2 separate regions of the Mus musculus genome follow, and region 1 is linked to region 2. Evidence: chromatin contacts called from ENCODE Hi-C or POLR2A ChIA-PET data. All regions are on one chromosome and are shown on one strand. The core of a region is the stretch at or near the end of the contact, and the rest is flanking DNA. Distances in the headings are between cores, read along the strand shown. Region 1 holds the start of Ppp6r2 (protein phosphatase 6, regulatory subunit 2). Region 2 holds the start of Sbf1 (SET binding factor 1).

Evidence for each region. Hi-C counts contacts between places; a loop is a spot of excess contacts on that map. ChIA-PET counts read pairs that join two places held with the same protein, here RNA polymerase II (POLR2A).
Region 1: a loop to region 2 is called in a map of heart, with 2.2 times the contacts of the local background. The contact joins the promoter of Ppp6r2 here to the promoter of Sbf1 in region 2. A Hi-C loop is called at or near these places in 1 of 37 maps with a recorded cell type or tissue (heart). POLR2A ChIA-PET finds 5 or more read pairs at or near these places in 3 of 5 experiments (Patski and embryonic stem cell).

The regions. Positions count from the first base shown.
Region 1 is chr15:89,209,963-89,215,945 of GRCm38, reverse strand. It overlaps Ppp6r2 (protein phosphatase 6, regulatory subunit 2), which reads right to left and starts at 4,387. Exons shown (of 25, transcript NM_026813.2): 1 at 4,167-4,387.
Region 2 is chr15:89,313,014-89,318,294 of GRCm38, reverse strand. Sbf1 (SET binding factor 1) reads left to right here and starts at 2,984. Exons shown (of 41, transcript NM_001170561.1): 1 at 2,984-3,233. The coding sequence starts at 3,179.

The DNA of each region.
Region 1 (5,983 bases), core at 3,138-5,637, 100 kb after region 2:
CCCTAAAAGCCTCCACAGATAAGAATGCTTAAGAATGGAAAGTTCTTACCTAGTTTAAGGCAAGCTGCTGGGGAGAGATACTGTGGTCTTTGCTCTATGACCAGAGGCAAAGTCAGCTGGCTGGCCTTGAGCTGCTCCACGGTAAAGGTGAAATGGCTCTGTGTTCCCCTATGACTTGGCTTGGAGCACTCCCATGACAGTGACAAGGCTTAGCCTGCCAAGGGAGTAGGGGAGGAGCTAGAGACTTCTTTTATAGCAACTGGACCTTTGAGAGGACTCTCTCTAGCCCTCTCACTGTCTTGGCTTGGAAGAACTTCATAGAAGGAACTCTGGGTAGGAGACGGGGCTTGAAGGAACCACACAGAAGCAGCTGGCAGGACACAGGCAAAACAGTCTCCTAGGGAGGGAAGAGAGCTACGGAGCCCTTGACTTTGGAGGGGCTCCAGAGAAAGGGAGGCTAGCTAGGTAGAATGACACAGATACAGAGAGATTTCTAAAGAGCTAGCAGTTTAGTCTTAGGAACAGGCTTGTAAATACATATTTTGTATATAGTTCAGAAAATAAAGTTACCTCACTGAGCTATCAAGTTTTTACCTCAGTTTACCCCTCCCGTGTCTTTATTGATATAAATATTAGTTGGATTTGAAAGGATAAATATTCCACAGGCACACAGAGCTACGCCCAGCTTCTATGTGGAGGCTGGGGATTTACGCTCAGCTCTCTCACCTATGTAGCAAGTACCCACTGAGTCATCTCTCTAGCCCTCATATGATATTAATAGAAATGTCAAGAGTAACTACTAGCCAGGGATGGCAGCATATGGCTGCAATCTCAGTTTAGGTGTGAAACAGAAGGAGTTCAAGGCCTTAGTTACCTAGCCAAGTTCCAGGTCAGCCTATAATACATGAGATCCTGGTTTTTTTTTTTTTTTTAAAAAAGAGGGACTGAGATGTAGCTCAGTTAGTAGAATGCTTAATAGCATGCATGAAACCCTGGGTTTAATCCCAAACATTATATAAATTAGTCATGGTGGTACACCCTGTAATCCAGGCACTTGGGAAACAGAGGAAGGGGAACAGAAGTTTACAGTAACCCTCAATCTATAAAGTAATATTTGAGATCAGACTGGGTAAAATTAGATCCTGTCTCAAAAAAGTAAACAAGTAAAGAGTTGAAAGAAGAGCAATTTCATGGCTACATCATTGTGAAGATTACACAAGATGATACAGGTAAGACACTTAAAAAGTGTTTGGGCCTGCCAAGCATGGTAGGACTGGGACCAGTCATTATTGTTATTAGTTTAAATATTTTAAACAGCACCCTTTCCATAAGGAGAAAGAGAGAGGAGGGATGCAGAGCCAAACTGCCGTAAGTACAAATTCTGGCTCTCTTACATCAGTCTCTTTATCTCTCAAACAGGGAAATTATAGCTCCTATAGTCTATGGTTACCTTAAGGATTAGATGAGAAATTCCCATATAAATTAAATACAGAGCTGGGCATGGTGGTGCATGCCTTGAATCCTAGCACTTGTGGGGCAGAGGTAGGGAGATCTCTGCTAGCTCTAGGCCAGTCTGGTCTATATAGCAAGTTCCAGAACAGCTGAGGCTACAGAGAGAGACCTTGTCTCCAAATAAATAAATGAATCAATCAATACTAAATGCAATGGCACACAAGAAATACTCAGCACATTTATCATGTGCACTAAGTAAAGAGCTATTCCCAACGCTTTAAATATTATCTCCCTGCTCAAAATTGTATGTTCAGCCTAACCTCTCCTGTTTCACATCTGTCGGTTAGATACATTCTCCCTAATGGCCCCTGGGCTTCTTAGAAGTTTCCCACTAGTCTCAGCCGAAGGAAAACCTTGCTTGCTCTCTCTAACATGTAACCATTCCCTCATATCTATCACTGCCTCAACCCAGCTTCTCCATTTAATTAGACGATGCTACTACCCAGCCATTTCACTTCTACCGAGAAGTCTGGGACTCTCTCTGAGCTCTCTCACTCTCTCATACCCCTCTTCAATTGTTACTTACGGCTCTAAGAAGCTTCAACAGCTTTTCCTCCAAAATACCTCCCTAAATTAACTACTGAGGTTTGAACCACAACACCCCCTCCTATCCAGATAGTCATAATGCCCCACAACTCAATCTCCAGCCTAGAACCACCCCCCTCACCCCCCACCCCCCTCAAGCTGTAAGGCTGACTAGAAGACAAACATTCTCAGCCAACCTAGACACACCAATATTATCTAGTTCCTGCAAGAGATCTGGGCCCTTTCCATCTCCTCCCGATGTCCGTGTTGAAAGGCTCTGGCCTGCTCTCCCACCCTCCTCCTTAAAGCTAATTTCTTACTGGGCAATGGTAGCATACTTTAATCCCATCAGTTGGGAGGCAGAGGCCAGGTGGATCTCTGTGAGTCTGAGGCCAGCCTGGTCTAGGTCTACAGAGCTAGTTCTAGGACAGCCAGGACTACGCAAAGAAACCCTGTCTAGAAAAAAAACAAACAAAAGATAGCCTCTTTTTTTTTTTTTTTTTTTTTTTTTGTTTGTTTGTTTGTTTGTTTTTCGAGACAGGGTTTCTCTGTATAGCTCTGGCTGTCCTGGAACTCACTTTGTAGACCAGGCTGGCCTCGAACTCAGAAATCCGCCTGCCTCTGCCTCCCAAGTGCTGGGATTAAAGGCGTGCGCCACCACTGCCCGGCGATAGCCTCTTTTTTGCCTCCAAGAGCTTATTTAGCTCACATGAGAACCAGAGAGGTCAAAGGGCTGACCCAGAACATAAGAACATCAAGAGATGAACACATCAGACTTGGTTGGGAAAACTTTTAATCCCAGGCAAAGGTAGGCAAATCTCTGAGTTTCAGTCCAGCTTGCTCTACATAGATAGCCAAGACTCCATAGCAAGACCCTGTCTCAGAAAAACAGAAAGGGAGAGAGGCGTGAAGAGATAAGAATGAGGACTGAAGCTGGGTGACAGTAGCCCTCGCCTTTGATACCAGCACTAGGGAGGCAGAGGCAGGCGGATCTCTATGGAGTTTAAGGCCAGAGTTCCAGGACATCTATGGCTACACAGTAAAACAGTCCCGGAAAGGGGGGGGGGGGGATAGGGAATGGAATGAGATGGTAAGAAGCCAGCAAGCAGCATTGTCAGGTAGGACACAGATGAAGGTGTCAGTGAAAACCTGAAAACCTGTCTGGAATAAGGCCTAGGGACATGGTTGAGGATGGTGACAAATTGCGGGGAGGGGCTACAGCAGAAAGCGAGAATTGGGGAAAGTGACTGGACTGAGAGCTGATAGCGAACAGCAAGAGCTCCGTAATAGATTGGAAACAGCCTTCACTAAGTGAGTAGTCAGCTGTGAGGATACAAAGTAGCAGGTGAAGAAGTTCCAGAAAGAAGAGGCGCATGGGAGAAGCAAAAGATGATGGGGGGGGGGGGGGAGTGGGAGAAAGACAGTGGGTGATGATGACAACTGGGGAACGACCCGGAAGAGGAATGGGATGGAAATAAAGGACAATAACAAAGCGAGCGCTTGGCAGTGGGCACTGGTAGGAGGAGATGAGCGAGCGGGGAGGGAACGCTTGATAGGTGGAAAGGTCACCACCAGCGGGGCCCCTGATGAGGAGGGTGGAAAAAAAAAAAAAACCCAAAGATGAGATAGGGAACACTGACAACTCCCCAGGCCCTGTATCCAAGGTCCGCCCCACCTCTACAGCCACCGACAGAGGTGAGGGACCTTGATAGGAGCAGAGGTGGACAACTGGGAGGGAGAGAACCAGGCGGCCACTAAGAGGCTGAGACTAATTCTGAGAGTGGGGAAAAACTGACCACTGACAGGCCAGGAGCTGGGATAGTAGCTAAAAGGGATGTTGACTGTCAAGAAGGGTGAGCGCTGAGGGAAGGGAAGGGATGGATGGATGGATGGATGGATGGATGAATGAATGACGGCAGTGGAGAGTGCTGGCTGACCGGGAAGCAGACTGATGGAGGCGCTGACCCCCTGACGAAGCGCAGGGTGACAAAGGCGCTGCTCTACTGACAGGGCGCTGACCGCACAAGCTGAGTGACAGCAGGACGCTGACGGCCCGAAGGCGGTGGGGGGTGGGGGTGTCCCTCCTGTCCCCGGGCCGCAGGAAGCGGTGGGCGCGCGGCCGCACTCACCTGCCCAGCAGGCTGGGGGTCGCAGCGACTCCTCCTCCGAGGGAGGCCCAAGCGAGGCCAGGACGCTCGCAGAGGTGAAGTGCGGACGGCCTGGAGCGGGCCGCACGCACATGGGCCCGACCCCGCGGCGCGGCGCCTTCGGACTCGGGCGCAGCCGGCGGGAGGCTCGGGACCCGCTCGGGACCGGCTCGGGGCCGCGGGCGAGATCGCTCCAAAATGGCGGCGGCGGCGGCGGGGGCGCGCGCGAGCGAGCGAGCGGGCCGGCGGGCGAGCGCGCGGACGGGGGAGGGGCGGGGGCGCGCCCCGGGGGCGGGGCCACCGGAGGAGGCACAGAGTGGCGGCCGCGGTCCAGGGTCTGTCTGGTGGAGTCGCGCTGGGGGAACGTCCTGAGGCGTCCCCGTGATCGAGCTGGCTGTGCTAAATAAATCCTCTGGGCACCTTCAAGTCCCCAGAGCGGTGCGCGCGCTCGTCTCCGCTACGTCCTGTTTCTGAACTGGACTGTCCGCTGATCTACTTGGTTTGTTTGTTTTTTTGGTTTTTTTTTTCCTTATTTATTTATTTATTTAATGTAAGTACACTGTAGCTGTCTTCAGATGCACCAGAAGAGGGCATCAGATTTCACTGCGGATGGCTGTGAGCCATCATGTGGTGGCTGGGATTTGAACTCAGGACCTTTGGAAGAGCAGTCAGTGCTCTTAACCGCTGAGCTAGCCCTTTTTACCTTTTTTTTTTTTTTTTTTTTTTTTTTTGGTTTTTCGAGATAGGGTTTCTCAGTGTAACAGAGCCCTGGCTGTCCCGGACTTGCTTTGTACACCAGGCTGGCCTCGAACTCACAAGAGATTCTCCTGTCTCTCTGCCTCTGCCTCTGTGTTGAGATCAAAGCCGTTTTGTTTTGTTTTGTTTTGTTGTTTAGTTTCGTTTTGTTTTGTTTTTTTTTTTTCTTTTCTTGGATACCGATCCTTGTTGTCCAGGGCTTGTGTACGTCACATACGTGGCCATCTAACATGGGTTGAAATGAGTTCAAATTAAATTAATCTCTAAAATGAGACTGATTTCCGGTGGCAGTGTGAGCCATGGGAAAATATCAAAAAAAAAAAAAAAGAAACATGTAAGGAATGTGTCAACACATGCTAGCTATGAACTCACTCACTCTCAGTGGCAAGTTCACTACCGCTGTGCGAAAGTATAAGCCGGCGTGGGTGGTTGCACTTGGGAGACCAAAGCAGGAGGAGTTTCAGGCAAGCAAAACATACTGGCGCACATCTTTAATACCAGAGGCAGGGGGGATCTCTGCCAGTTCGAGACTCGCCTACTCTACTCTACTCAGCGAGTTCCGGGTCAGCTAGGACTACAGAGTGTAAAAATGTCTAAGGGGGAGACATTTCTGGGCCCTTCCAAGATTTTTTTTTTCTTTGAAGTGGTGCTGCTGTGTTTCCCCCTTTTCTCAGCAGAGGGCGCCAAAGAGACACTGTTGGAGGAAAGGAAATCGATTTTTTTTGTTTTGTTTTCTTCCCCGGTTTGGAAAGCAAAATTGGAGGCGCCTGGGTTCGCGGTGTGGTCTCTTGCAGCACAGCTTTTCCCAGGCCATCCTGACTGAAGTGATACCCTGAATACAGAAGCCGAATGTGCTGCAGAACTGGGGCTTGTGCGGAGATACCAAACACAGGGGATGACCCACTAGTCCCATTACCGCAACAGCGAGCAGGTGCAAGCCTGGCCCTGACCTTTACACTATTTTTAAGTCCAGGCCAGAGTTCACGTATCAGAAGCAGCTCTGAGCACCCTCTTCCCAGACACACACACACACACACACACAC
Region 2 (5,281 bases), core at 1,735-4,234:
CAGCGCCTCATGTTGTGGTGACCCCCAACCATAAAATTATTTCCCCCTGCCCCCTGCTTGCTCCAGCCCAAAGATTTTTTTATTTATTTATCATATGTAAGTACACTGTAACTGTCTTCAGACACCCCAGAAAAGAGCATCAGATCTCATTACAGATGGTTGTCCATGTTGCTGCTGGGATATGAACTCAGGATCTCCGGAAGAGCAGTCAGTGCTCTTACCCATTGAGCCATCTCTCCAGCCCCCATAAAATTATTTTTGTTGCTACTTTATACCTGTAATTTTGCAACCGCTATGAATCATAATCTAAACGATTGTGCTTTCCGATGGTCTTAGGTGATTCCTGTGAAAGGGCCATTAAACTAATCCAAAGGGGACTTGACGCACAGATTGAAAACTGATACTTTAATATTCTTGGGGCAACTTCACCAAGAGATATTGTTTTCACCAAGAGGAATAAATTTGAGGTTTGATCCCAATGGTGAGGATTTTGAAAGTGAAAGACTTGGTGCACTGAGGGAACTGATACAGAGCAGTGGGAAGTGCGTAGGTCGTTGGGCAAGGCAGGTGACTCTGGAAGGAAGGTAGTGTAGATGAGTCACTTTGGGGGCCTACCATAGGATGGGAATGCTTTTGTTTCCTCTAGGAAAAGCCAACTCAAGGCTTAGCTGGCCATCCCCAAAACACAGGAAGATGTTGGAGAGTGAAGACCAAAAGACAACTGCCTACTAACCAGCAGGCGAGGGAGTATGTTTTGGGAGTATCCATCCAACACAAGCGAGGCTCACTGTGTCACTGTGGGCCACCCTACTCTGTAGGGGGTACCCATTTATCTCAAGTTGAGTCAGTTGTGTCATCAAGAAGGGTCGCCCCACCTTCTTAGGTCTGCAGGATACAGATGGTGAAGAGAATACATAGCTGGGTGAGACGTGGGCAACGAAAAACAGAGGCAGCAGTCTGCAAGGAGACAGGCGTTTGGAGGTGTGCATGTGCATAGCAGTGGGATGCGAGAATATTGTCTTGGAGGAGGGCCTACACTGGTTGAGGAGAGGAGACGACAGGCCCTTGAGGAGAAGAAGTCGCTAGCAGGTGACCTGGGGATGCAGTGGTTAGAGTACTCAATTTAGAGGCAAGACACTTGAGGATAGTTGGAAAGGACCCCCTGCCAGGATTGGGGTTCTTTTAGGTAATGACACTGGGCCCCAGTGGTCATGGGAGGAATGGGGTACAGGATCCTTATAGTTTCTAGGAGAGGCAACCCCAGGTTCAGACACCAAGTCAAACTTGCCTGCCACCATTTTTTAAAAAAATTTATTTATTTTATGTATATGAGTACACTGTAGCTGTCTTCAGACACACCGGAACAGGGTATTGGATCCCATTACAGAAGGCTGTGAGCCACCATGTGGTTGCTGGGAATTGAATTCAGGACCTCCAGAAGAGCAGTCAGTGCTCTTAACCTCTGAGCCATCTCTCCAGCCCCCTGCCACCATTTCTTACGAGTATAGAGACGAGTTTTAGTTGATTGACAGAAGCAGCCAACTCAATCAAGTTCAAACACAGGTTTTAAGCAGAAAGGAAGATTTTGCAGCTCACCTGGCATTGGCAAAGGAGAGCTAGGTTTGTGTCTCTGTGCACAGAACTTTCCTAGGACAGTCTTTTCCTCTTCCCCTCTTTTATTTATTTTTATTTTATCTTATTTTTTTCAAGACAGGGCTTCCTGGCTGTTCTGGAACTAGCTCCGTAGACCAGGCTGGCTTCAAACTCCATCTGCTTCTGACTCCCAAGCGCTTTAATTAAAGGCGTGCGCTGCCACCACCACCATGACCACCAAGCTCATCCCCCTCTCTTAAAAAAGACATTTTCACTTTATGTGTATGGGTGTTTTCCCTGCATGTATGTCCACGCACCACCACAAACACGTTCCGGAGGCCAGAAGGGGGCGACAGATCCCCCTGGACCCAGAATTGCAGGCGAGGGTGCTGCAAATCCAGCACAGATTCCCATAACCTCTAAACTATCTCTCCAGAAAGGCCCTTATATCTCCTGTTTTTTGGACACATGGTTTCCTGATGAAGCCAAGGAGACTGGACTGGAATTCATGAACGACCTGCTTCAGCTTCTCAAGGGCCGAGACTCTTTATACACGTACACTGACGACTGGACTCGTCTCTCCTGAGATTGCTTTCATTCATTCTCCAGATCTTGCAGGTGGAGGGAACACGATGCTAATAGGTGGCTTGTCTTTCAGTTCTCACAGAAAACTAAACTCATCAACAAGCAAGCCTAGTCCTCCCCCTTTAATCTCCTGGTCAAGGACCTTGCCTCTCCTACAAGTGTCCATTCCTGTATTACTGCAAGAGGCCTGGCCAACCCCCTGACCTCCAGGGCGATCCAACTTCGCAGGAAGGTGACTCAAGCTGGAACTTTTTTTTTTTTTTTTTTAAATGCAGGTGTTGGATATCCCATCCATCCAATGGTGAAATATCTAGCTGCCCCTTTTTGCACTAGGAACTTAAAAAAAAAAAGCCTGTAAAGTCTTTCCCTTGGCCACCATAAGATTGGCAGGGTGAGTGGCGAAGCCATGACACTCCTCCATCCCCCAGCTCGGTCCTCTAGTTTGGGAGACTGGCTGGACAAGGCCTGAGCTCCACTGGTTTGCTTCAGGCAGACTGAGCTGGACCACGCCCCTGACCCTCGGAGTTAGGCTCTCCCAAGGGTGAGGTCCAGGTCTCCCTTCATTCCGGGGCTTCAGTTCCGACGGGGAAGTATGCCCTAATCCTGACCGGTGGTGCTTCAGGTCGAAATGTCGGCCGCGGGACCAGGGTAGCTGACCCGCCCCGGCCGCCGTAAGCTTCACCCGCCCAAAGGGTTGAGCCGGTCCTTGAGCATGAGGTAGTAGGCGGGGCAGCGCCCTCTGGACCCGCCCCATGCGGAGTGGCCCAATGGAAGCGCACTGTGCCAGGTCCCGCCTACACGGGAGGGGCAGAACTGCGCAGGCTCCTGAAGCGCCCGGGCGGGCCGGCTGGCTGGGAAGATGGCGGCGGAAGCCCTGGTCAGCGGCGCCGCAGAGGAGCGGGCCCGGGGTGTCCCAAGTGTGCAGCTTAGGGCCAGCGCCGGGCCATGAGCGCGCCGCCATCGAACCCTCGAGCCGTGGAGCCCGCCTGCGCCCCTTGCCATGGCGCGGCTCGCGGACTACTTCGTGCTGGTGGCGTTCGGGCCGCACCCGCGCGGTGAGTCTCAGCGCCGAGGGGGACGAGCTGGGGGGGACTGAGGGACTGGGACTGAGGACTCGAAGCTAAGAAGACCCGGCCGGAGGCAGGGTCAGGAGTTGGGGCCGAGCTCTCGGGGCTCTCGAAAAGAGGCCTCCGTAGTTATTGGCCACGGTGGCGTCGGGGCAACCCGCGAGGACCCCGGACGACATGGCCTGTGTAAGAAACATCCCTCCTACACCTGGGCACCTGCGTCGCTGTTCCGAGGTGGGCAGGGGCGTGTCGCTCGGGCGTGGGAGGCTGGAGGACCCTGCTGCAGTTCGGTCTCCCCGATTCCAAGTTGGGTGGGATGGGCTCACCCCGCCTTGGCCGCCTGCCGGTGGCTGGGTCTGGGAATTTCAGAGAGGGGGGCGGAACGTTTTCGTCTTCCAGCTTCTCTGACCCAGTGCTAGGTCTGAAGCCTCAAGCACCGCTTGATGGGGTGCAGTGGAGGGGGAGGGGTTCGTCGGTGGTATGGAGCCGGACTTCAGACGAAAGTGTCACACTTGGAGGAGAGCATTCCTGGTGTTCAAGCCTCTAAGCCAGGCCCCTCAGCGGGGGATCAGTGTGGTGATCTAGGAGGCCCTGATCTGGAGTCAGCACCTGTGTCTGAGAGCCCTTCAGTCCTGGGGGTAGGAGAAAACGGAGCCTGACAGTGACATCAACCACAGCCATGGAGACAACAGTGTTGGGGGGTGTTGGCTGGAGTCCTCAGTGTGCCAGGCCCTGCACAACCCTTTGTGTGTATGATCTCATTTCTCCCAATAGCCCACTGAGATTGCCTTGCTGTTGCCCTATCTTCAGCATAGAATCTGGCATAGAGAAGTTGAGTGTGTGGGTCTGGAATGGAGGCTGGGACTTGTACTCTGGCTGTCAGAGTCCACCTGCAGAGGGGCGGTATCTTAGGGACAACTGTGGCCAGATGAGGTAGCCCCTTAATCCCTAGATGTAATGCTTCCTACCGTGTTCCAGTTATCTATTCCACACAGTTATTCTGCTGCTTCTCAGACCAGCTGTCACTGTCACCATTCAGGACCCAAACTTTCTTCTTTGCCTTTCTTCTTGCTAAGTCTCCACTAGGACTGTTCCTTTGTTTAATGTCCACATGATGGACCCTGTATGCACTGGAAAACACCACCACCACCACCACCACCACCACCACCACCTCTGTCTTCAGATCTGTTCAGTACCCTCGCTTCTTTCTGCTCTCATGTATTCAAGTCTATATCTTTTGGCACTCAGTCCCGAGCATCTGTCTTTCCCTCCAAAGAGGGAGTTCTCAAAGGCAGAGACCACATTGTGTTCATCCCCCTGTCCTCCTTGAGCAGGAGGCTTGCCACCAGTGTTGTACTGGCACACACAGGGAGAACCTGTGCTCCAAGGCATAAGTGAAGGCCAGTGAGGTGCCTCCTCTGGAACGGAGGAGGAGTACTGCTGGAGAGTGAGGAAACCAAGCTGGCTGAGGGCTGGCTGGGGTCTCGGGCTGGGCGCTGGGCCAGGGCTGGAGGAATGGAATGGACTTGGATGGTGGTGAGAAGGTTATGAAGAAGGTCCTGTGAAACAGAATGTAGGTAAAGGCCAGGTTGGGGAGGTCTGCTGGGAGTGGAGTAAAATTGAGGGTGATGTGTGGGTAGCTCCATGGGAAGTTGCTGTGGCACGTGGGGGCTTACTGATACAGCTGTACAAGAGGTGTGGACCTCTGACCTCTGTACAGGACGGGATAGAAGGCTGAGGCCAGAGGTGGCTACTTTTCCTGAATCACCGGTGTGATGGAGTAATTCTCAGATTACCCATCACTGTGGCGACTGCAGGCCAGTGAGCTCTCTAAGCACTGCCTTCTAGGGTCAGAGTTGACTGGTTGTTGGCTGACCACTCGGCTTCAAGGCATTCCTTTGAGGAACCAGCCTGGAATCGGGTTTCTGGGTGTGGGCTGAAGGCAGATCTATAAGGCAAGGGATGTGAGTACCAAGAACAAAAGACCCCAAACTGAGGAGCACACTGAAGATTAGTTGTCCTTCCTTTGTCACTCT